3 separate regions of the Mus musculus genome follow, and all the other regions are linked to region 1. Evidence: chromatin loops called from intact Hi-C (ENCODE). Cell type or tissue: left cerebral cortex. All regions are shown on one strand.

What was found. A loop is a pair of places that touch in the nucleus more often than their neighbours do. Peaks named below come from ENCODE experiments on the same cell type or tissue, not always from the same donor. Only the 100,000 strongest peaks of a DNase experiment are listed, where the experiment ranks them.
Region 2: it touches region 1 in a loop (2.3-fold over the local background); 9 of 42 quality-filtered maps call a loop at or near these places.
Region 3: it touches region 1 in a loop (2.2-fold over the local background); 15 of 42 quality-filtered maps call a loop at or near these places.

Annotation. Positions count from the first base shown.
Region 1 is chr11:67,999,605-68,007,604 of GRCm38, reverse strand. All of the region lies in intron 4 of Stx8 (syntaxin 8), which reads right to left. Among named protein-coding and RNA genes, the nearest start is that of Stx8, 37 kb to the right of the region's middle. In left cerebral cortex, CTCF peaks have their summits at 3,253 (motif pointing left) and 7,800 (motif pointing left); DNase peaks (open chromatin) are centred at 3,229 and 5,893; H3K27ac peaks cover 51 bases.
Region 2 is chr11:68,181,080-68,189,079 of GRCm38, reverse strand. All of the region lies in intron 7 of Stx8 (syntaxin 8), which reads right to left. Among named protein-coding and RNA genes, the nearest start is that of Mir6406, 36 kb to the left of the region's middle. In left cerebral cortex, no CTCF peak of the experiment used is centred here; DNase peaks (open chromatin) are centred at 2,007, 3,246 and 3,916; H3K27ac peaks cover 508 bases.
Region 3 is chr11:68,202,654-68,210,653 of GRCm38, reverse strand. Stx8 (syntaxin 8) reads right to left here. Exons shown (of 8, transcript NM_018768.3): 8 at 3,506-6,948. The coding sequence ends at 6,881. It overlaps Ntn1 (netrin 1), which reads left to right. Exons shown (of 7, transcript NM_008744.2): 7 at 1-1,290. Among named protein-coding and RNA genes, the nearest start is that of Mir6406, 14 kb to the left of the region's middle. In left cerebral cortex, no CTCF peak of the experiment used is centred here; a DNase peak (open chromatin) is centred at 4,630.

The DNA of each region.
Region 1 (8,000 bases):
AGAAATTAAAACAAAAGTCCTAATCAAGGGCTACCTGCCCTCACAACTTAGCAGCAAAGACCAATGCTCTGCAGCAGATGGGGAGAATTACTTTGAAAGGGAATTCTGTCAGAAAAACATCTTCCAGCTCAGCCTTGCCTTGCGGTGACAAGTCAGATCTCTTAAGTTAAAGAAAGGACAAGCTAATTACTGTGCTCTGAGGTAGAACAGACTTGATTTTCCTTGTTAAACCACCATGGATCAAACCCATCCCACCACAGGGCTTCAGCCACCGCAACTCCTGGTTTCTCTTTTGCGATGAGGCCAACCTGGCCTTGAATTCTTGGGCTCAAACCGTCCTTCAGCCTCCTCTTTTCCAGGTGCTGGCGGTGCTGGCCTACAACATGGTGGACGGTGTGTGTGTGTGTGTGTGTGTGTGTGTGCGTGTGTGTGTGTGTGTGTGTGTGTGTGTGTGCGTGTGTGCGTGTGCGTGTGTGTGCGTGTGTGTGCGTGTGTGTGTGCGTGTGTGCGTGTGTGTGTGTGCGTGTGTGCGTGTGTGCGTGTGTGTGTGTGCGTGTGTGCGTGTGTGTGTGTGCGTGTGTGCGTGTGTGTGTGTGTGTGTGTGTGCGTGTGTGTGTGTGTGTGCGTGTGTGCGTGTGCGTGTGTGTGTGTGCGTGTGTGTGTGTGTGTGTGCGTGTGTGTGTGGGGCGGGGGTTTGTTTTTTAATAAATCAGTAATTTCTGTCCATATTCTTTGAAGATAGACCTTATCTATAATAATATAATAATTAGTAGACATGATGGCATATTAGAATCCTCAACATGTTTCATGATCACTTATAAGGACATAACATGATTTTACTCAGCCTCTCAAGAAATTAGTGTATGTTATTAAATTATAGTAGCACGGTGGGGGGGGGAGCACTCAGATAATCCATCTCTGCTAACAAAGTCAGTTGGAACCTGTCAGAGTTCACAGGGAGGGCATTCTTATCAACCGAGCAAGGAGTTGAAAAGAAGTGAATTCCAAGAAGTAGCTTTTCTTAGCATTTCAAAAAGATGTCAGCTGACTATGGAAAAATGTTTGTTTTGTCTGGAAAAAAAAATATCAGTGTTTGAGCATTCACAGACCACAGGGAGGTTTACAGTTAGGAGCAACGAAGCTATTTCTAGGGTGTCAGAGAGCTGGGTTGCATCAACAAAGGTTTCTAGCTGGCCTTGCCCACAGATGTGAAAACGCCCTTATGGTATGAAAGGGCTAATTCCTTTTTCTTTTCAAAACGTTTTATGCGGTTTTGCTCCGTGGACATAAAGATGCACAGAGACTCAAATTTCAATCAGAAATGGACTCTCTGACATAAATTCTTCAGAGACACACTCTGGCAACAACGTGCAGACTGGATTACATTGAAAAGCGGCTGGGGCAGGGGCTGGGGGGGGAGGCAGGCCAAGGCGGGGGAGCGGTAATTGAGGTGGGTGGCAAAGGAAGTCAGGAGAAGGAAAATGACAACAGGGACCTGTGAGGAACAGATGATCAGCACACTGCTTTAAGGCTACCAGTCTGAGGGAGCAGACTGAATAAACGGGGTGAACATTTCCAAGCCTGCCTGAGCTGGGAGAATAAACTCAAGTTAGGGAAAAGGAAATTTCTCATTAGCATTCAAAGTTCAACACAGCTTCTAAAAACAAACCCCAAATAACACCACTCACTCGAGGTCAGGATCAGCGGACGTGCGGATAACTTCCTTCAGCCTGATAAGCCACAGTCTCATACTCTGTAGTCCATCCACCCTCCCGTCCATCTGCCCGCCTGCCCACCTACACACATCCATACAACTGAAGAGCTTCCATTGAGCAGACACTGATCCAGTGGCTGAGAAGTGAACAGGACTTAAGTACCTGGTGGATACACTAGGGATGAAAAGTGCCCAGCACAGTGCCTAACCCAACATTGGTTCCCAAGATATTTGTATTGTTAATTTCAATAAGCAACGCCTGCTGAGTTCAAGTCCAGAATAAACAACTCATCCACAGAAAATGTCTCCTTCTCTATCACCTACCAAGGGACACTTCATCAGTGTCCCCAGCCTACTGCAATCAAGTATCTTTAGTTGTTCTGTTTTGTCTTGTTTCATTTCGTTTTGGGGTTGTAGTTTTTTCCCTTTTTCCCTTAGTGATGGGAATCAAGCCCAACCCTGTGCATGCTAGGGGCCCATCCCACCACTGAGCTATGCCTCTGACTGGTTTGCCCAATTTTAAGTCAACCCCTTTTTTTTTTTCTCCTGACAAACTCCTTGCCAAACTCAGCTGGGTGACTTGGGGGAACGGACACAATTTAAGAAAGGGCTGTTGTTTTGTTTTGTTTTGTTTTGTTTCATGACTTTTCAAACTTCAATATACCAGCTACTGAGAACTCCCCAGTATAACTGCTGTTGTAACATCCTGACCTGTGGCTATGAGGGCATCAGTGGCCGCCTCCCAGATCATCAGCCTCATCAGCCCGGGAATCTTTCCTATTCTTTCTTCAAAATCCCAGCAGTTGCTCTTCTTCTTTTCCTTCTCTTTCTTTCTAAAAAGGGTTTACTTATTTATTTATTTATTTAATGTATATGAGTACACTGTTGCTGCCTTTGGACACATCAGAAGAGGAAATCCGATCTCATTACAGATGGGTTGTGAGTCACCATGTGGTTGCTGGGAATTGAACTCAGGACCTCTGGAAAAGCAGTCAGTGCTCTTAACCGCTGAGCCACCTCTCCAGCAACCCTCCCTTTTTTTTTTTTTTTTTTTGGTTTTTCAAGACAGGGTTTCTCTGTGTAGCCCTGGCTGTCCTGGAACTCACTCTGTAGACCAGGCTGGCCTCGAACTCAGAAATTCACCTGCCTCTGCCTCTGCCTCTGCCTCTGCCTCTGGATTGTGGAGATGAAAGGCATGTACCACCACGGCCCAGCTTGGTTGCCTTTTTAAATATTAGCAATAAGCTCCACATTTGATCATAACAAAACAGTTCACGGTAGAAGAGCTACGCAGGTTGTTGGAAGGCTTCGGAGGACATATTGCAGCTTCAGAAGCAGAGTATTATCCCTGAGGAGGATTATCTCTGCCATCTGAATCAGCACCGACAGAAAGGGCTCTCTAGCTAAAGCATTGGAGCATCACAGGTACCTTAAACGTAGTAGAGAGGCAAGGAGTGGCTGGCACAAAATCCAAACCTTCCATTCTGGGAGGGCCAATCACATTACCAGCCTCTCGGTGACTGAGCGCTCTCTGCTGGTCAGTGGGGGAAATTCAGCTACAGTAACTGGCCAATGACAATTGTAACTCTGTACTTTATTAATACACAATGTATGCTTGTAAACACGGTAAAGTGTGCAATAGTGACCAAGGTGCTCACCCACAATGAGGAGCCACACCTCTGGACACTGCCCTCTGTGCTCTGTTCACTTGGTTCTTTACAAGCCAACAGTTTCATGGCATACCCAGAGAGGGTCCAGAAGAGATGATGAACAAACAATTCGTATTTTGCACTTAGAAATGTCACATGTCTAACTCGGCCAACTCGGCCTCAACATTCCCCCCTTCCCCCCCCCCCCCCGTATTCAGCATGCTTGTTTCCACTCCATTACTTTATAAAGTGATGCTAAAATGCTCCATTAACAGTGCTACTAGCACTGCTCTGGAAACAAGCGTGCTATGTGGAGTTTCACAAAAATCACTGTCTGGCAAGCAGCAGTGGTACAAATCTGTTTGGCAACCGGTGTATAAAAATGCAAATATGCCACTAAAAGACTAATTAAGGGTGTCCAGTGGTAATGTATATACAACCAATACACACAGAGCCAGGGACCACCTACCTAGCCATCACTTCAACCTAAACAATTCAATTTTTATTGCACTGGCTCTGCCAACTCACACCTAAAACATAAATTAGTGAGATGGTGGCCCATACTTTTAACAGTGGTACCCTTTTGCCTCGGGGACAGAACCCAAAAATGTGTAAGGCTTCATCGGGAAACTTTTATGCAGCCAGCTGGACACCAGTCTGCAGACTGGCATGAAAAGTACTGCTCCCGGGGCAGTAGACTCCAGGAAAGCACAGAGTAAGGTGGGCAGGGCGGCATGCGCCTATATCCCAGCACTCAGGGACTGAGACAGGATCCTGCAAGTCTGTGGAGTGCACAGTCAGTGCTGAGCCAGCCTGGAGTAGAGAGGGAGACACTGACTTTAAAAAATACATTAAAAAGTTCACAGCAGACTGAGGTGCATGGTATGCCAACAATACTCCTTCTCTCAGGATCATGTGAGTCTTTTTGGTGGTGGTGGGGTTGTTTGTTTGTTTGTTTGTTTGTTTGTTTGAGACAGGGTTTCTCTGTATAGCCCTGGCTATCCTGGAACTCACTTTGTAGACCAGGCTGGCCTCAAACTCAGAAATCCACCTGCCTCTGCCTCCCAAGTGCTGGGATTAAAGGCGTGCGCCACCACCGCCCGGCAGGACCACGAGAGTCTTAAGCCTTCCAACACCTTCTCAGCCTGTCCCCCCCACATCCGCTTCTCTTCCTCTTAATTGCTTACACTGCGTTTATGGCCCGTGCCATACAATTCTTTATGCCATCATCCACTACTGTGTTCTCTGGTCATTCTATTAAAGGCAGAAAGACCTCTTTACGTGGTGTGCATTGTCTTCTCTTCTGCCAAGATCAGTGGGAGCAAGCACGGATTACTGGGTGCTTTCTGGTTCACAGAGGGCCTTGCCACGGACCCACCACATTCCAGTTTCACAGGCTGCAGAGTTGTGGTTATCTTTATTTTACAGGAAACAAAATGGGAGTTAAAACTCAAACCCAGGTTTTGTAATATTCAATCATTGCTCCTTCACACATTGCTGCATTGGCCATCTGCTGCTATAGGGTATTCCTGTCCACAGGCTAGAAAGAGCAAACGGCAAGACACAGCACTTGAAGCCAGTGGGGGGAAAACAAACAAACAAACAAACCACACCCGCTACAGGCAACAGTGGTACGAACCAAGATCAAGAGAGACCAGAGACAAACGCCAGAGCAAAGGATGCTGGTTCTCCTCCAGCACTGGGTCAGCTCTGACCCAGGAACCCATCCTCCTCTATAACCCAGAGGGTGATCCTTCTTTGCTGCCTCTGCAGACTGTGGAGGTAAAATGAGATCAATCAATGGATTGATCTATCTAATCTAATCTACCTAGCTATCTACCTAAATTTTAATTTCTTAACCTTCATTTATTAAAAAGTTGAACTTGGGAGGCTGAGGAGATGGCTCAGTTGGTAAAGCACTTGTCACACAAACACGAGGATCTTACTTCAATCCCCAGCACCCATGTTAAAGCAAACAAAAAAACAAAACCATAAAACCATAGGGTATTGCAGTGCATGCCTATAATCTCCAGGGGCGGGGTGGGGGTGAGGCAGGAGGCTCCCTGGGATCGCTGGACAGCCATTCTAACAGAACCACTGAGATCCAGGTTCAATGAGAGATCCTGTCTCACAAACTAAGGTGGACAGGAGTTGAAGAAGCCACCAGGTGTCAACCCATGACCTCCATATGTGCACACACATACAGAAGAAAAAGAGCAAAACGTGGAAAGTACTCAGCGTATTAAAAAAAAAAGACAATGAGCTAAAATATAGCACGCACAGTAACTCTTCTTTCTTACTCCCCCTTGTTGACAGACTGCAATTTTTCTCCTTTTCAATTCCCAAATGGTTTTTGCAATTTAAAATTGATACATACAGCTGCAGAGATCTTTATTTTCCATGCCCCAAATCATCACTGTGCTGTTATAATACCAAGTACTAAAATGCAAAAGAGACTTTATTTTTCCATCCGTAGATTAACAAAACCTACCAAGTTCTGCGACACCCACTGATGGCTAGCAGGTTGGGAAATGAGCCCTCCCACATACTGCTGGCCAGCCTTACAAATTTTAAGAAATTTACATGGCAGTTCTTTAAATTTCCAACACACATATCCTGGAGGCCCTCTCTTACAGAAACAGAGGCCACAGTGCACATGGAATTTGCCTTAGCTATGTAAATAGAGAAAACAAACAAAAAAACAAAACAAAACAAAACAATCCAACACCATTATGGACAGTGGCTACAAGAATGACTGCAGACTTATAACTGCAAAGCACTCACTGTTGCAAAGAATGTGTTAAACCTACTGACTTGGAGGAATGTCCAAACTTAAATAAAAAAATAAATTATAGAGACATGTACATATAAGTCTGTTTTCAGAATGATATATTTATAGCAACATACTTACAAGTATAAATAACAGTAAGTATGATCAAGAAAATGCCAACATTACAAGTGGTGACTTTAGGAGCATGGCATCTGGGAAAGGAGAGGCGATATATGTTGGCACCGTACATGAGCATAAGCATGGATCTTTTTTTTTTTTTTTTTTTTGGTTTTTCGAGACAGGGTTTCTCTGTATAGCCCTGGCTGTCCTGGAACTCACTTTATAGACCAGGCTGGCCTCAAACTCAGAAATCTGCCTGCCTCTGCCTCCCAAGTGCTGGGATTAAAGGCGTGCGCCACCACGCCTGGCGGATCATTATTTTAAATCCAAGTAGAGAGCCAAGTGTGGGAGTCCTTCTCTAATCTCAGGACTGCTGAGGTAGAGGCAGGAGGATCACAGGATCCAGCTCAGTTGGGCTGTACAGTGAGAGCCCCACTCAACTGCCCCCAAAATAAAAAGGAAAGGAAAGTCATTTCCCTGCAAGGAGGGAGGGAAGGAAAGAGAGAAAAGATGACAGGAAACAAAGAACTATAAAATATGACATGGTATCCCATTAACATGCAAAATCTGAAGTTTGGCATATCAGCTAAAAAAGCACATTTTAAAAAGTTAAGTGGCAACCTATGTGGAAACTATTAGAAAGACACATTGAAAACATCTCTTTGATTTTAAAGCCAAGAGCAGAGTAAAAGAACCAGGCCTGGCAACACACATGGGTAACCCAGCAACACACTTGTAACCCAGCAACATGCATGGGTAACCCAGGGCTTGGGAGGAAGAGGCAGGTGGGTGAGGGATTCATGGTTATCTGTGGTTGTTAAGACCAACCTGGGCTACTTGAGACTTTGGAAAGAGGTCAAAGAGGAACACGGAGAAAAGGAAGAAAGGAAAATGAGTGGGAAAAGGAGGAGTAGAAAAAGTGGGTGTGTGCCAATTTTCCCAAGGGGAAAAACAATGGATGAAAAAAATACCTAAGTTTTTTAAAAGGAAAGGAAAAGAAAGGGGGGGGGAGAGAGAGAGGAGGAGGAGGAGGAGGAGGAGGAGGAGGAGGAGGAGGAGGAGGAGGAGGAGGAGGAGGAGGAGAAGGAGAAGGAGAAGGAGAAGGAGAAGGAGAAGGAGAAGGAGAAGGAGAAGGAGAAGGAGAAGGAGAAGGAGAAGGAGAAGGAGAAGGAGAAGGAGAAGGAGAAGGAGAAGGAGAAGGAGAAGGAGAAGAAGAAGAAGAAGAAGAAGAAGAAGAAGAAGAAGAAGAAGAAGAAGAAGAAGCAGCAGCAGCAGCAAGCAGACCAGGCTGGGGAGAGTCTGGAGCCCATGAAGGGAGACATGAAAGAGACAGACAGGTCTGCAATCCACAGACAGGGGAAAGGCTAAAGAGAGAACTGAACGGCAGCAGGAATTCTTTCCTAGCATTTAGGAAAAAGCACAATTAATTTCCACGTTCTCTCCTTGCTCTCAGGGAAGGAAAGCGCCCATGAGTCAAAACCTGGCCAAGAAGTTGGGTGTTTTCTCTTCTGCTGACTTATGTCCCCACCTTGTGGTCTGCTCAGGACACAGCTTTTCTGCTTACATGTGAGTTAAGGGTATATACATGAATCTGTGTGTGTGTGTGTTTATACACACATTTAATTCAAGCAGAACATGTAAAATGAAAGGGCACAGTACACAAGTCAAAGATACTGCAGTGAAGATCCTCAGTTAGCGGCTACCAGGGCAAAACCAGTCGCATCCAAATCCTCTAAGGACTGAGTGA
Region 2 (8,000 bases), 180 kb before region 1:
CACTCTCCTTCCTCAGGGCACCAGACAGGAACCAGCCAGGAGGCCTCGCCAGGAGCCCTAACTAGGAGGCAGGTCACTGTGCCAGGGGCGAGGCAAGACCAGTCTCTATTGGCTGATGATAAAGCCTCATGAAAAACAGGCTATCCCAGAATGTGTCCGACACACAGACTGTCACAAACCAACCCCCAGGCAACATCCCCTCAGCCTCATTTCCTCCTGAGGAGGTCTGCGGGCCGAGAGCAGCAGCTGGCAGGGCCAAAGGACTGTTCCTGTTCACAACAAAGAGATTCCAGGAAACATGTCCACCGGATTGCCAGACTTTCCATCCGGCATCAGGGAGCCTGCTTGGAGTTCCTACTCTCCGTCTTCACAGAGGGAGGGCCTAAACGAGGAAGGACAGAATAGGATCTACCAAGCAGAAGAGAACAGGATGCCTGTAGTTCCCAACATGATGGCTGGGCCAGGGTGACAGTCATTTCTCATATCAGATTCCTCTTCTTGATAACATTTGCATTTTCAAGCCCTGAGAGAACACATGGAAGATTCTAACTGTCTACTAGTCAGGGGAGGAGGGCCCTTCTCACCATTGCCTGCCACTCCAGAGGACGCCCACAGCTAGCCTCCCATGAGGGGCAGTTGGAAGGCTCAGGCAGCCCCCCAAGCCCCCCTCCCAGTGAGCTGAGGCATTCTGGAGCACTGTGGTTGAGGAAACGGGAGAGGGAGTGCCCAGTGATTACTTCCTCATGGTCCCTGCATTCTTCACGCCTATTGCCTGCGCCCCCGAACAGGTCTGCATTCTTGATAGCAAGATTGCAATGTAAGTTCTGTCCCCTCTGGGCACTCTTTATGGGCACACTGAGATATCCTAGGAGCAACCTTGGCCTTTCCTCTCCTCTCTCCCCTCCTTCCTACTGCCACGCTCTGCGGGCCATTCCGAGTTCTCTTTCTAAGAATGTAATAAACATTTCAGCACGATCTTTTCAATCCACATTATTTATAATATTCTGGACATCCATTGAGCCTGGCTAGAAAACTGAGCAATAAATCAAACTTAACAATAATAACAACCAAAAAAAAAAGGGGGGGGAGAAAGGAGGGGATCGCCCTTGGTGGGGCTTGAACCTGAGATGTTCATTACCCCAAGGGTTTCGTTATGTTCAGGAAAGTGAGATGGGGAGGAGCCTGGGGTTTAGGATGACATGGAGTCGGGAATTAGAATCCACAGGCATAATCATAACTTTGTAGAGGCCTCAAACGAGCTCACCTCTCAGGGGTGTCGTGAGGGTAAATGAGATACGTGGGAAGCACTCTGAACGCCTCAAAGGAAAGCAACTGAACCCAATTCTCCTTGCTGAGTCCCAAAGGTCATCTTCTCCAAAGAGAGGGGGACCAAGGACCCCCTCCTCTCCTGGAGCTGCTGTCACTGCTCATTAATGTCCCTTCGACGTTCAGTAAGGTTGAGGGAGACAATGAGGAGGCAAGCAGCAAGTTTAGGACAACCTGGTCCCCAGGTCTGCTCCAGCCCCCACCCTGGAGAGGGGACTCTTCTCCCACTGCCAGGGAGGACTGTGCCAGGCCACACACAGACAGAGGGCTCACTGCCGAGGAATCTGGTCCTGCTTGGGTGGGACATGGACATAGGAAATCCAAGCCTCGTGGAGCGGGCCTGTGTTTACATGGCTAGACCTCAGCTTGGCAGCTGCAGGGGTGTATAGTCTGCATTCTGGGACCACTCCACGGGGGTCCTCTTGTCAGTTTCCTGGATATGGGATGCTGCTTCTCTTCCATTTCTTTGGATGTGCCGAATGTAAGATTAGAGTCATCCGGTTACAGCCCACACACTTAACAAACGGTCTAAGGCTGGTTTGGGGAAATGACGGTGACTAGTCCTTGGCCACGAACCTCCACCTGCTTGCTGGCTAGAGTCAAGCAACCTTTAGATACGATTTGGTACTGGCTTTGCTTTCCCCCATCACTCTACCAATGAATGTTTAAAGCAGCTAATGTGATACACACATCTGTTTAAACAAGGCTGTCAGGACCACAGCAGCTTCTCTGCAACGTCTAGCAGGACTCAGAAAGCACCCACGTCTTCATTACTCAGCCTTAAAATTGAAGCCTGTCTGCGTGGAAATGCCATTTCTGTTGTTCTGAGAATGCCACATCTTCCGGCCTTCAGCCTGCAAGGCTGAGCCCTTTCCCCAGGCCTCATGGACCCCTTCCCTGGGCTTCCCACTTTCCCTCGGTCTGTGAGGACACTTTCCCCTCAGCCATGGGGCTCTTCCGTTCTCACTTCTCATCACCTCTACTCAGAGAACTCGTCCAGCTGTTGGAGGGACGCCATTGCCACCCTATGACCCCACCATTAGTGCCCTCTTCCCGACAATGGCAATCTACTTTTCCCTCTTAGAATTTACATCTGCCATCTCTCTGCTCGGACAGTAAGACACCATCAAGCTGTGACTTTTTCCAAACAACGGGACGGCAGTGTGTAAGTATGTATACGTAGCATGTATACAATCACTAGGAGTCTGCTCAGTGAACACTTTCATACTGAGAAAAGCTTTGCCATTTGTGTGTCATGGCATACCCATAGTACCCATAGACCTCCCAACGGAGCTGTTCTGATCCAAATGCTGGCAGAAGGGCCAGCCAAGGTGTAGGATGTAGGACTCTTGGCTTATACATCAAGCCATGGTGACTTGGGCATACACAGTGAAGCTTGCCCACCTGTAGCCTAGCATGAGGCTGAGCATCGAGTGCTCATGGGAAATACAGCGTCTGGCAGGCCGACCCCATATGCCTCCTCACAGTGAACATGACCTCTCTGAGAAACCTATCATTTGTATGGGTGTGTGTGGAAATGTGATTCTCTGAGGCCCTACCACCAAAGATTATCAAATAACACCTTTAATTATAGACCTATATCTTATAGCATAAATTGTGACTAAAGAATAAATTTCTTGGGGCAAGATTTTTGGCCATGAGCAGGGGATGGGAATCTTCCCAACACTTGAAATGAGAACTTTTAGGTCACTGGAGAATAAACTTCCTTGCAGCCAGGGTCACCTTCCCCACCTATCCCCGGCACATGCCCTGCGCTAAGCAGGAATTAGGATGAGCGTCTCCATGACTTCAGCCAACTGCAGAGCACCCTCTCTTCTAGTTAAGGGCTCTGAACTGCTGGGGGACCTCCCACAATTTCTCACATAAAGATCTGAGGCTCTGTGGAGACAGGCTGAGAATAGAAGGAGCTGGCAATGCATGACAAAGTTGGTGAGGACTGTGGGTGGGGACAAGGCAAAGTAAAGAGATGCCTACCAGGCTCCATCCCCTACTAAGCCACTCTGTCCCAGGCAGGCACAAGACAGACACCTGTCCCCAAAGAATTTGCAAGGTAGCCAGGGAGACAGACATTCAAATAATCACACAGAGAAGCAATTGGGTAAAAGGTAATAGGAAACAAGGATTCCTGAAAAGAACTAAGGCAGTGAGGCTGTCAGACCAGAGACCATCCCAGCAGGAGGGAGCAGTTAAATATCCAGAGATTCACAGAACTGAAAGAGCCTTGTGGCTGGAACAGGCTGTGACAAAGAGAGACGTCAAGGCAAATCTGGAAAGTCAAGACTAATTCCTGCAGTACCTGGAGGCCATGATCAGAAGCTCCATTTGGCTCTAAGTAACTGGGAAGCCACTGGAGAGTAGGCAGGAATGGCAGTACCATTTACGTGGTTATCTGTATGGAAACTGGACAGGAGGAACCATTCAAGTCTGTAAGACCTGCCTGAGCTAAGCACTTCAAAGGACTGCTCGAGAGTCTGACCACAGAATCCAGGCAAGCTGATGTGTGGCAGTGGACTGGCAGCAGGAGAGATGCATATGTGAGAATTGAATACAGGGCTTCCTTTTGGATAAATAAGGCAGGGGACCAGGCTGGAAAAGAGAGATGTGAGCTCTGTTTTAGTAACTGGGTCAACGGCATGCTACTTACTAGGGACGTGCTGTGATGGATCTGGTATGCTGCAGATATGGATATCAGATACACAGTCCAGTGGAACTCAGAGGAGAGGTGACAAAGAACAGAGGAGGAGGCAGCAAAGAGTAGTAGGGGTGTGAGAGGAGCAGCAGGAGTGAGCAGGCCGGAACTGTGGAGAAAGTGAGGAGGGGAGGGGGTTTTGTGAGGACACCAAGCTTTACCAAGGTTGGCAAAGGGGACTGAAAGAAGCCTATGGCTTTGTCCCCCTGGGAAGGATACCAGCAGTGGCAGCGGTGGCCATGCCAGCGGTGGTGGTGGCGGCGGCAGCAGCAGCAGCAGGTACTGCTGTACATCAAGCACCAAGCTCTTCATCTTTTAGCACACCACAGCCTGGCAATGCTGGCACTATCACCAGGGTCACCACTATGCTGCCTGAAGTTCAAATGCATTTTCTCTTTAGAGTTGGGTTTGAGATTTGAAGCCAAGTTTGATTAGCTACAAGGAGTTTATGAAAATGTACACACTACAGATAAGGAACTAAGAAGATGATCATGGTGGGGTCAAGTGGGACCTTTAAGAGGGGATTAGGACTTGTGGGCTCTGCCTTTAAGAATGTGTTAGCTGGGCAGTGGTGGCACATGCCTTTAGTCCCAGCACTTGGGAGGCAGAAGCAAGCGGATTTCTGAGTTTGAGGCCAGCCTGGTCTACAGAGTGAGTTCCAGGACAGCCAGGACTATACAGAGAAACCCTGTCTCAAAAAACAAAACAAAACAAAAAAAATTAAAAACAAAACAAAGCAAAGAATGCATTAGTAGGTTATCTGGAGATTGGATAGGTCATAGAAGCCAGTTTGGCATTCTCTCTTAGACATATTTCTGTTTTCATGCAATGCCCTGTACTGCCTAGGTCTCTATTGCATCCCTACTAGCAAGAAGGCTCTCAGTCTGTGCAGTTCCTTAGTGGTGCACTGTTCAGCCTTCAGAAGTGTAAGCTACATAAACCTTTAGAAAAACTGTGGCTTGGGGAAGTTAAGTGTGTGGAACTTCTAAAAGACTCTGGTGGAGCAGAGTAAGGTACAACATAGCGACAGCACCACAGGTGTGAGATTCAGAGGTATACGTCTCTACACGGAGCTAGATAAACCAGAAGCCTGAGTGTCGTCAAGATGAACATGAGCAATGGAGAGCCTCTGAGAGGTCTTAGGAAGAGTGACAGTAGAGGTAAAGAGCAGACAGAAGCAAATCTGTACTTCCCAAAGCCCCCATTCCACAGGTTTTAATGCAAAAAAAGATGGGACAGAGCAAAGTGATCCAGGAGACAAGTTAGGGCAGGACAGGAGCAATCCAGTGGAGAGCAAGAGTCGGGTGAAGGTAAGGAGCAGGGAGGAAGGCAGTGCACAAACCCCACAGGCGCAAGGGATGAGGGATCAACAAGAACCAGCATTAGGTAGGATGTGGAGGCTGAGCGGGGCGAGAATGGCTTAAGAGTGAGTGGCTGGAGGTCTCGCTCATCAACACAGGCCATGAGAAAAAGAAGCAAGGGCTGGAGATGACAGAAGCCAGGTCCTGGGCCTCTCAGAATTGCTGCAAGCAGGCTCTGACAGCACACAATTTGCTCTTCCTCCACTAGCGTTACAGAGAACTAGATGTTAGACAGTGAGTAACTGGGGGAAGTGTTCATGTCTCAGTTGGGGTTGTGTGTAGATCTACAGCTACTGTGAGCACCCTAATGCAGAGCCTGCTCAGTCCTGAGTCATCACAAAGGTGTTGAAAGGCCTCAGGTATGGGTCTGGCAGTGACAGCTGGCAGATGACTCCTGGGAACGCCCTACTGAGACCTCCTGCTCACTGAGGCAGACGCTGTTCTTGTTCTCCGCCCTGGGATTCTTAGACATATTTTTGATACAGCTACCATTTTCTTAGTGGTCTGATATCTTCTTACTGTGACTCTTCTTCCTTTGACATCTTGGGATGCATTCCTTCACTACCCAGTCTTTCAAACTTCAGGCTTCAGAGCATCATATGAAGTTTTCAACAGAAAAGTACATCCTCTCCACTCATGGGACGTTGGCGGCATGGACTGGGTCTTAGATATCCCCAAGAGGCTTGAGTGTTGAACCCTGGTGCCAGCCCAGGGCACTGCTGAGAAGGGGTGGAACCTTTAGGACGTGGACCTGGTGGATTACGTCACCAGAGGAAGTGCCCTTGAACAGGATACCAGGACCCCTCTCCTCTCTGTCACAAGGCAAGCAGTTCTGATCTACCATAGGCTCCCCACAACGATCTTCTGTCTCACCATGAGCCCCCAAATAGGGAACCAACCAATGATAGATTGAAACCCTTGCAGGAACCACAGCAAATCCTTTTTGCATCCAAATCAATTTTCTCAGTGAGTTTTGTCAAGAGGCAGAGAGCTAACATGGCCCCAGGCCCCGTTGCATTCGTCACTTGTAACTATCATATCACCTTGCAACCTGAACACACGTGAGAATAGGATTATGGAGATAAATCTTGGTTCTTCTCTTCCTTTACCCAACTGAAGAACTTTGTGTATCTATCCTCCAGACACTCAAGACTCTACCAGTACAGGCGGAGCACGATGTAGTAAGATAAAGGGAGTTACGCAGCTGAGGCAGAAGCTAGACAGTGGGCTTTGGGATGACAGATTCCAGGAAGCCCAACAGGTGTCCTCAAGAAGAAAAAATGGACTACTCACAGCTATAGACCCAGGGCAAAGGTGATCCCAGCTTACTAGAGGCCAAAGGAATCCACCATACAAAGCTCTCAGTACCATTCACAGAAGTGTCCAAACCTTGTGACATCAAGAAATATCACATGTTATGAGATAATTAGAAACTGCTTTTTCTTGGACAAGGGGCAGAATTCACACATCCAGAATGCACTGGACCTGGGGTCCATCTCAGCACTCTGCCCTGATGTACAGAAAGAAATCACTTTTCTCAACCGAGTCTTTTCTGTCTATGAGTATTCTACCATCTTCTTTATTTAAAGTAGACTTGTCAGAGTTCTCATGTCACTAGATTAAAACAGAAACTCAGGACAAATGTTCCCGGTGACAACCTGGACTGTGTAGCTCCGCAGTGGATGCAAACATTGTTTTCCTAGGCTTAGGATAAAAGTGAGTTTAAGGGGCTGGTGAGATGGCTTAGTGGGTAAGAACACCCGACTGTTCTTCCAAAGGTCCGGAGTTCAAATCCCAGCAACCACATGGTGGCTCACAACCATCCGTAACGAGATCTGACGCCCTCTTCTGGTGTGTCTGAAGACAGCTACAGTGTGTACTTACATACAATCAATAAATAAATCTTTAAAAAAAAAAGTGAGTTTAAGAATGACTGTTTCTAGACTGGGGAGACGGCTCAGCAGTTAAGAGCACTGACTGCTCTTCCAGAGGTCCTGAGTTCAATTCCCAGCAACCACATGGTGGCTCACAACCACCTGTAGTTTGATCAGATGCCCTCTTCTGGTGTGCCTGAAGACAGCAACAGTGTACTCATATATATATAATAAATAGATAATTCTTAAAAAAAAAAAAAAGAATGACTGTTTCTGATGCTTTGGGTATCTATGGAGCATAGTCCTTTTTTTTTTTTTCCTTAAGAATTATTTTGTAGCCGGGCGGTGGTGGCGCACGCCTTTAATCCCAGCACTTGGGAGACAGAGGCAGGTGGATTTCTGAGTTCAAGGTCAGCCTTGTCTACAAAGTGAGTTCCAGGACAGCCAGGGCTACACAGAGAAACTGTCTCGAAAATAAACAAAAAACAAAACCAAACCAAACCAAACCAAACCAAACAAAACAAAACAAAACCAAAAAACCAAAAAAACCCAAAAAGAGAATTATTTTGTTACCTAAACACAAATTTATCACAATCTCTTCAGAAAAGTCTGGTGGAGACCACAGCCAGATAGTACTTGAGAGTTTTCTCTGCAGCTAGGAGCTACCAGCTATAGTACCGGGAAAGGCTATTTTACTGCAGTGTACTTCCTCGGGAGAGGAAATGATTT
Region 3 (8,000 bases), 200 kb before region 1:
GGCCTCCTGCCCTGCCCTCTGTGGCCTGCTCAATGGGGGCTACATTAAATAGCCAAAATGAGCCAAGTTGTGGATAAGGTCATTGCTGAGGGAGCAGGGTTTGTCACAGCCACCACCTCTGTGGACCAGAATCCAGCCCACCTCTCCTCTGCCTGAGAGCCAGCCTTAGGGAGGCAGCTGTCTCCTACCCACCCTAGGGAGGAGATGGAAAGGGGGAAGAAGACATCCTCTTTGTACAGTTAGGAAGGGGTGCAAAATGGAAGTAGGTTTTTGAGTTTGAGAGTGTATTAACAGAGTTGTGATATGTAGGTCTTTGAAGAAAACCATACCAGGTTAGTCACTTACCAGTCAAGATTTCCCAGCTGTCCCTTTGCTTACCATTTGGGTAGTCTGGTCCCCTGTCACCAGAATGCCTCCTTTGCTGACACACAGTGGCACAAAGGTATGTGGTGAAGGTGATGACATGCTCCTAGGTACAGCTGTGAGCTGTGGTTTCTGGCCAGAGCTTCTGTCCCAGAAAGCAGGGCAGGAGGCAGGACCATCCGGCTCCTTCAGATGGGAGGGAGGGTCAGATGCCAAGGGCAAAGCCTAGGGAGGCTGGGGTGGCCTCTCCGAGGGCCTTAGGGACTTTCTAGAACTCTGCCTCAGTGGTTACATACAGGCAGTGGGTACAGGCTGTCTTAGAATTGCCCCTGAGCTGGAACAAGACTGAAATGAGGAGACCCTTCAGGACTGACCTGGGGAATGGTTCCTTTAGGGTCTCAACACTTGAAGGACTCCATCCAGGAAACCTAGAGAGTGGGCAAGATAGGCTCACTAATGGGCCGTGGTTCACAGACAGATATTCCTGTGGACCAGAGCCATGCCATACCCCAGGGGTATCAAAATTGTCTTTGTGGGGCCTTGCCCCTGCCAAAAACTAAGCCAGCCTCACCTCTTGTGTCAGCGGACTTCCTTCCCCTTTCCCTGATCTGGGTACACCCCCCCGGCCTCCCTCCTGTGTCACCGATTCTGCTCACACAGAATTGTAAATGTTTAGTTGTGACCATGACATATTGTTTGGGCCAGTGTTCCTTTCCAATGCATACTAATATATTATGGTTATTATATATGAATATATTTAATGACATGGAGAAAGTTGTGGATTTTCTTTCTTTTTCTTTCTTTTTTTTTTTAAAGTTTTTTTGTTGTTAGAGTTGTAATGGACCCAGACGGAACTTGTAACGTGGGCCCTACATGATAGAACTAAATCCAGATATCATTAAATAAACTCTTGTATACTGTTCTGTGTCCCAGCCTTTCTTGGTGGTGGCATGTGGGGAGGTAGAAGGGCGGAGACTAACAGCAACTTAAGGAATATGGCGTCTTGCCCTAGGACACCCTAGCAAGACAGAATCTTGTGTGTTTTAAACAAAGAGCCCTAACTACCCAAAAAAGGCAGGAAAAGTGCAGCCCTGTTTGGAAAGTCCTATAGGCTTGCTGGCTCCGACTGCTGTCTGAACAGGCTCTCAGATGGGCCAGGCCACACAGCAATTCCAAGTCACCGCTGCGGCAGATCCTTCCTGGTCCTGGAGTTCCCAGGCAGGGGTAGAAGAGAAAGGGGGTCCCTCCCACTGCGCCCTACCGTCACCACTAGATTCAGAGCTTGCAAGCCCTTTTGGACTTGTATAATTTCCTCCTCTTCTATTCAAGATGAAGTAGAGATGACAGAGGTTGATAAAACTTAAGAGGTCATGCAAAAAAAAAAAAAAAAAATTCCCTGCCACTGCCCTGCCCCCAGCCCACCCCTGCCCTGCCCCCAGCCCATTGCTGAGGCACAGGGACTGGGTCTGTGCCAGCACCATGCAGCCACCAGGAGCTGAGCTCAGTGGTTTTGGAAAGGCTATGTTTAAACTTCCAAATGGTTGTGATTTCTTCACTGAACAACAAGCCAGCCCCCTGGGCGGATGTGTTGCCATGGCCCATGGACTGGACTCTTTCCTGCACCCAGTGCTTTTGAAGACAAGACTCACCTGCTGGCCTGGTCCAGCCCCTGAGCAATGTGGATTTTGAGGTGTCCTTGCTGTCAGGGCATGAAAAGTCTTCCCTTGTAGAACAGACAGGCAGTTCGAGGACAACACTGTTGGACCAACCTCCACAGAGGAGCAGGGTTCTAAGCTAGGGCAGGCAGGAACACACATGAACTCTGGTGTCCCAAACCATCTCAGAAATGGGTCCTTGCTGGACGCAAGGTGGTGGGTAGTTTAGGATAGAAAGCAGTTCCTGGTTGGCTGGTCAGACTGAGGAAAGAGCAAGCCTTGTGTGCAGTGTCAGTCTCCCAGGGTCAGCTGGGGCTAAGAGCTCTGTGGCCATTTGGCAGTTTGACTCTCATCTTTGGTCATTTTAAGCCAAGAGTTCAGTTCTCAAGGACTTTTCATGATACGGCTTTTTTTTTCTCTCCACAAAGCTGTCTGTGTCTGAGTGTGTTCTGACCCCTCACAGCTGGGCTCTGCGCTGGCAGGAAACACACTGTTGATCAGAGTTGTGAGAATGGACTGAACAGCTCACTTGCCTCTTAAGGGCCTTTCACCTGGCTGAGGAGACAAGGCACTGACATCTGTCCAGTGCTAAGAAATCAGTATGAGCAGGGCCTCTGCTAAGCACTGGCCCAAGGTGGTGAGGAAAGCTGGAAGAAGATGGGAGGAAGTCCCAAGGAAGCTGAGTAGACCTTGTCAGTACCTGGGGGGCTGGTTCGGTGAAAGGCCAGAGGCCTACCAAGGAGGGCTCATGCATTGATGAGGCACACTCATCCCATCTCTGCATCTCTCAGGGACAGTGCCTTGAGTGGGGATGCCCACCCAGAGTAGACACACCCTATGGTCTCAGGCTAAATAAAGACATATAATAACCTCCCCAAGAAAAGCAGGAGTAAAAGAATAGCAGCCAGTAAGAAATACTGAAAGTGGATGGCTTAACTCATTGCTTTACCAACCTGGAAACACAGTACGACAACAAGGCATTCTGGAAGGAGACCGGGGCCTTTAGTTGTTGGCACACAGTTGGGAGGAAGCTTGTGAAACCTATGGTATAGTAAGAGGATGGATAGTCTGGTCTTATAAGAGATGAGAGGATATCCACTTAACTTTAGCAGGATCCATACATTATTCTGGATGTCTAATGTCATTACCTGAGGGAACAGTGCTGTTTGGCTGGCTGCTGGCAGTTCTGACTAGTCAGGGTGAATAGCTCTTGAAACTGAGGGTCAGTTGGGAATTCTAAGGCAGCCCTGTGGTAGGAAAGCCCCAAGCATCCAGACTCATGGATCTGGTGCACAAGCCCGGCAGGCTGGCTGGCAGCAGGCAGCAGATCAAAAAGGTGCAGCAGTTTCCATTCAGATCTGTGAAAGCTGTCTCGCCCCAGGCATTGGACAGCGGCCGCCGAGGAGGCTGTCTTGGGGCTGACAGCTAAGGTTTAGTACAATTATTAACAATCATAATGCTTAAATGGAACAAAAGTACCAGTTGTATCCAGGTATCTGGATTTCTTTATATGGTATCCAGATTTAAGATGCATATAATTAATAATCAGTTAAGTTAAACAATTCATATGCTGCTGTTTTAATAAGGTTTACTTTCATTGACAAAGTCCCTGAAGACAGGGGTGCTCTGGCTGCCTGGCCACTCTGTGTTCTGTGAGTGGTGTACTTCTAGAACGCTCACAGCAGGTCACTGGTTCCAGAAAGCTCACAGCAGGTCACTGGTTCCAGAATGCTCACAGCAGGTCACTGGTTCCAGAACGCTCACAGCAGGTCACTGGTTCCAGAATGCTCACAGCAGGTCACTGGTTCCAGAACGCTCACAGCAGGTCACTGGTTCCAGAATGCTCACAGCAGGTCACTGGTTCCAGAATGCTCACAGCAGGTCACTGGTTCCAGAATGCTCACAGCAGGTCACTGGTTCCAGAATGCTCACAGCAGGTCACTGGTTCCAGAATGCTCACAGCAGGTCACTGGTTCCAGAATGCTCACAGCAGGTCACTGGTTCCAGAATGCTCACAGCAGGTCACTGGTTCCAGAATGCTCACAGCAGGTCACTGGTTCCAGAATGCTCACAGCAGGTCACTGGTTCCAGAATGCTCACAGCAGGTCACTGGTTCCAGAATGCTCACAGCAGGTCACTGGTTCCAGAATGCTCACAGCAGGTCACTGGTTCCAGAATGCTCACAGCAGGTCACTGGTTCCAGAACGCTCACAGCAGGTCACTGGTCTACAGACCTGACATAGTAACTGGGAAACTAGGCCTTGCAAACACCGCTGGCAAACCCCACTCTACAGGAGCTGTCCCCTGGGCTTTGAAGCAGCAGGCTCTCTGGTACACCCCACTCAGCTGGGCATGCCTGGCTGCTTTGGATGGTGCGGGGAAAGCCATCTTTGAGGAAGACTGCCTGGGGATGAGTCTCCCTGCCTGCAGTGCCCACGGTCCTCACACCATGAACCTCTCAGGCAGCTTTCCTCCTGCGCTCCCCTGCCCATGGTATACAGAAGGGAAGGAACTTGTCCGGGGTCACACAATGCCCTGACTGGGCCTAGAGCCCATTCGGCCAGAAGAACAGAAGCCACTGTGTGCAGACATGGGCCAGTGTCTTCCTGAAAAGGGCTTTCAGTGCAACTGAGCCAGGCCTTCGTGGCTCTGGTTCAAAGTGTCCCACGAGTTGCCGGGGCTTCGTGCTGAGCAAGTCAAGAGGAGGTGAGAAAGTTAAACAGACTCTCAATGCTGCTGCTTCTGAGCCCCAAAGTGGGGGGCTCCCAGGAGACACTGTTTGTACAGATTTGGGGTTTCCCACAAGACTGGATGATGGAGCTCTACAGATTCTTGGTCTTACATTGGATGATCCATTAGCAACCACCCTGCCCTGACAAATGTGTCTCAGGGTACACTGTGTCTTAAAGCCCTGGCCAGCAGTCCAGCAAGGCTCCTGTCTTCCCAATCACACGCCCCTGACACAAGCCCACACTCTTCTTCACCTCCAGTCCGCCCCTCACAGCCTGCTTCACACCCTCTGCCAGTTGCCACCTCCTGGTATACTATGACCCTGACAATCTGGCTAAGTCAGCTCCTAGGGCCTTGGGATCCTCAGGAACTTGGGCATCATTGGCCAAGTTAGCAGCAAACTTTGCCCCTGCCTGGCTTGCTCCTACAGTTCGTGTACTTAGAAGAGTGGGAGACAGGGTCCTGAGCCTGCTGGACACCTCGGCTTAGACTAGTGTTATAGGAAGAGTCCCCTTCCACCTGAGCCAAGTGGCTTGCTGTGCTTCAGTACCTCACCCAGTCCTCCCAGCAGCCCTGAGGTGGGGCAAGGTGGGGCAGCGGGGGATTGTCACCTTTTTGTACATGAGGCCACTGGCACAGAAAGGGAACCTGTCTGTCTGTGGTCACAGAGCTGATAAGTGGTATGGCAACCCCCGTCGGCAGCGTGTTTCTTACTCTCTTGTCTTCTGTTACTTCGTCTTGTCCCGTGGGAGGCCAGGGTAAGTAGTTCAGCCAGAACTCGAGCTGAGGTGATGTGCTCTCGAGATGGACACTTCACTGCTGGCCTGAGAGCTCCCAGAAACCCTTTGCTGTGCCACAGAGACCCCATTGCTGTCCTGCCTGTCTGCATTCTGGTATGAGTCAGAGTCAAACAAAACACTTGGAATCCTCGGTCTCAGGGTCCCAGGAAAGGGCACCAGTCTAGGTGACACTGGGGCTTTCTTCCTGGTGCCTGATTCTGTCCAGCGCAGGCTTTGGATTATGTTCTCTTAAGGAAAGTCACAGGACCTACCACAGGCCTGTCTCCTCCTCACTGAAGCCAATGCTACGGCAAGACTTCTGGCATTAGCTTTAACTCTTCTTTCTGCTATGAGAAAGCGAGGCTAACTGCCCATCCTGCTTTCTGTAGAGAGAGGAGAGAGGGCTCGCTGCCCCAGCACCCATCTGTAGACCCGGTATCTTTTGCAGTCAGTTTCGCTCTGAGTCCTGTCTCTGAAATACTTATGTGCATGCCCTCACTTGGCACACACATGGCTTCAGAGCCAGTGGAGAGGCTGGACGGAGGCAGCACTTCCTGCTTTATAACCAGGCTTTCCTCTGACTGCTCCCTCCCTCAAGATCTAAGGCTGTGGGCTACTTAGAAAGGTGTCAAATATGTCTTTTGTTGTTGTTGTTTTTTTTTTTTTGAACTCCACTGCCTCTGACTCCTAAGTGCTGGGGTTAAAGGCATGTGCCTCCACGTCTGGATTTTGTTTTAGAAAGGTGTCATCAATCTTGAAGGACGCGTTTATTAACAAAGCAAAATTGAAAAGGTTCACGTCCAGATACGAAGATGGTCCAGAAACTCTTAGAGCAGAAATAGCCAGCACTGTTGGGCATCTAAGCTTTGTGGGAAATTACACATGGTGGCTGACAGAGAGGCTGTTGGCTATGTCTTCTGTGTGGCTCTTGCCTTACGTAGATCCTGCTATCTGGACACCCAGACACATGATCAGCCACTCATTTGCACAAGGGCACGTGGTTTTCCGCAGTACAAGCAGCCACCAAGGTCACACACTGCCTATTAATATGACAGCCCTCAGGATGCCCAGCACACAGAGGGTGACTGGAATCCATTGGCAGCTGTGGGACAATGGCCATCTGAGGGACTTCTGACTACCAACAAAATCACTGACAGAAGACAGGGGACACAACTGGGCCAGTGCTCTAGGAAGGTCTCCAGAGCTGCTCAGCTCTGTTCTCTACCCAAACAAGGTACACCAAGAGCCCAGAGCGGTGGAAAATTTATTGAGAGCAGGTGTTATGTACCAAAAGGATGCTGGGCTTTCATTCGTAGTTGGCAGGTGTCACAGCGGGTGGTCCCTTTATTGCTATCAGTTGGTTGGCCACACTGCAACGACCACAATAGCCACGAGCAGCAATAAAATCACCATGATCATCCCTGCAAAAGAGAAGCAGAACACGCCTCTTTTAATGAGCCGCACCAGAAGAAAGCGTCACACTCTAGAAGTATGTGGAGAGAGGAGAGGGCAGTGAACACAGGCCAGGCTTTGCAGGCCGGTGGGCACAGCAGATGGGACTCCACGGAGCCTATAAGCAGCCATTGCCACCTTGAGAGCTGTGCCAATACTCCTGGATTGCAAGACAGAATCCTGGGAGGGCCAGGGTCAGGCCTGCGCATCTGGCTCTCATGTGCACACCAAGCTCCCCGCTCTAGCGTTCCAGTGCCTCCTAAGTGACAAGCATGGATGCTATAGATGGCGCTCAGCTTGGTTACAGGGTTTACAACTCTGAAACACTGACAGAGCAAAATGCCTAATGTTAACAGGTCATTGCTGCCTGCGGTCTATTTTTTGTGCAACGAAGTTTGGATTATTTATTTTATTTTTTGAGACAGGATCTCGTGTGTCCCAGGCTGATCTTGAACTCACTTTGTAGCCAAGGATAACTTTGAACTTCTGATCTTTATGCCTCCAACTTCCCAAGTGTTGGCATTCCAGACGTGTGTCACCACATCTGGTTTGTGTGGTGCTGGAGAGTGTAATCCAGGGTCCTTTGTTTGTTTTGTTTTGTTTTGTTTTTGTTTTTGTTTTTCAAGACAGATTTCCCTGTGCAACAGAGCCCTGGACTCACTCTGTAGGCTCACAGAGCTCTGCCTGCCTCCGCCTCCTGAGTATTGGGATTAAAGGTGTAAGCCACCATGGCCAACTAATCCAGGGTCTTGTACATACTCAGCGACCATTGTACCAGCCGAGCCACACCCTCAGGCCACTTTGACATTTTTAGTCACCACCAAAGTGAAGGAAGGAGCCGTGACAGCCTGTCCTCCGTCTCTAAAGCTTACACTATTTATCTGTTCCCTCGTAGAAGGGAGCCCCTGTTGCGTTACTGGTTGTTACTGGATTCTGGCTTTCAGCCTCCAGTTCTTTCGTCTAGGGAGTGCCTTCCTTTCTTCCTTGGGCACGACCTAGGCTCCTAGAATAGTTTTTCAGC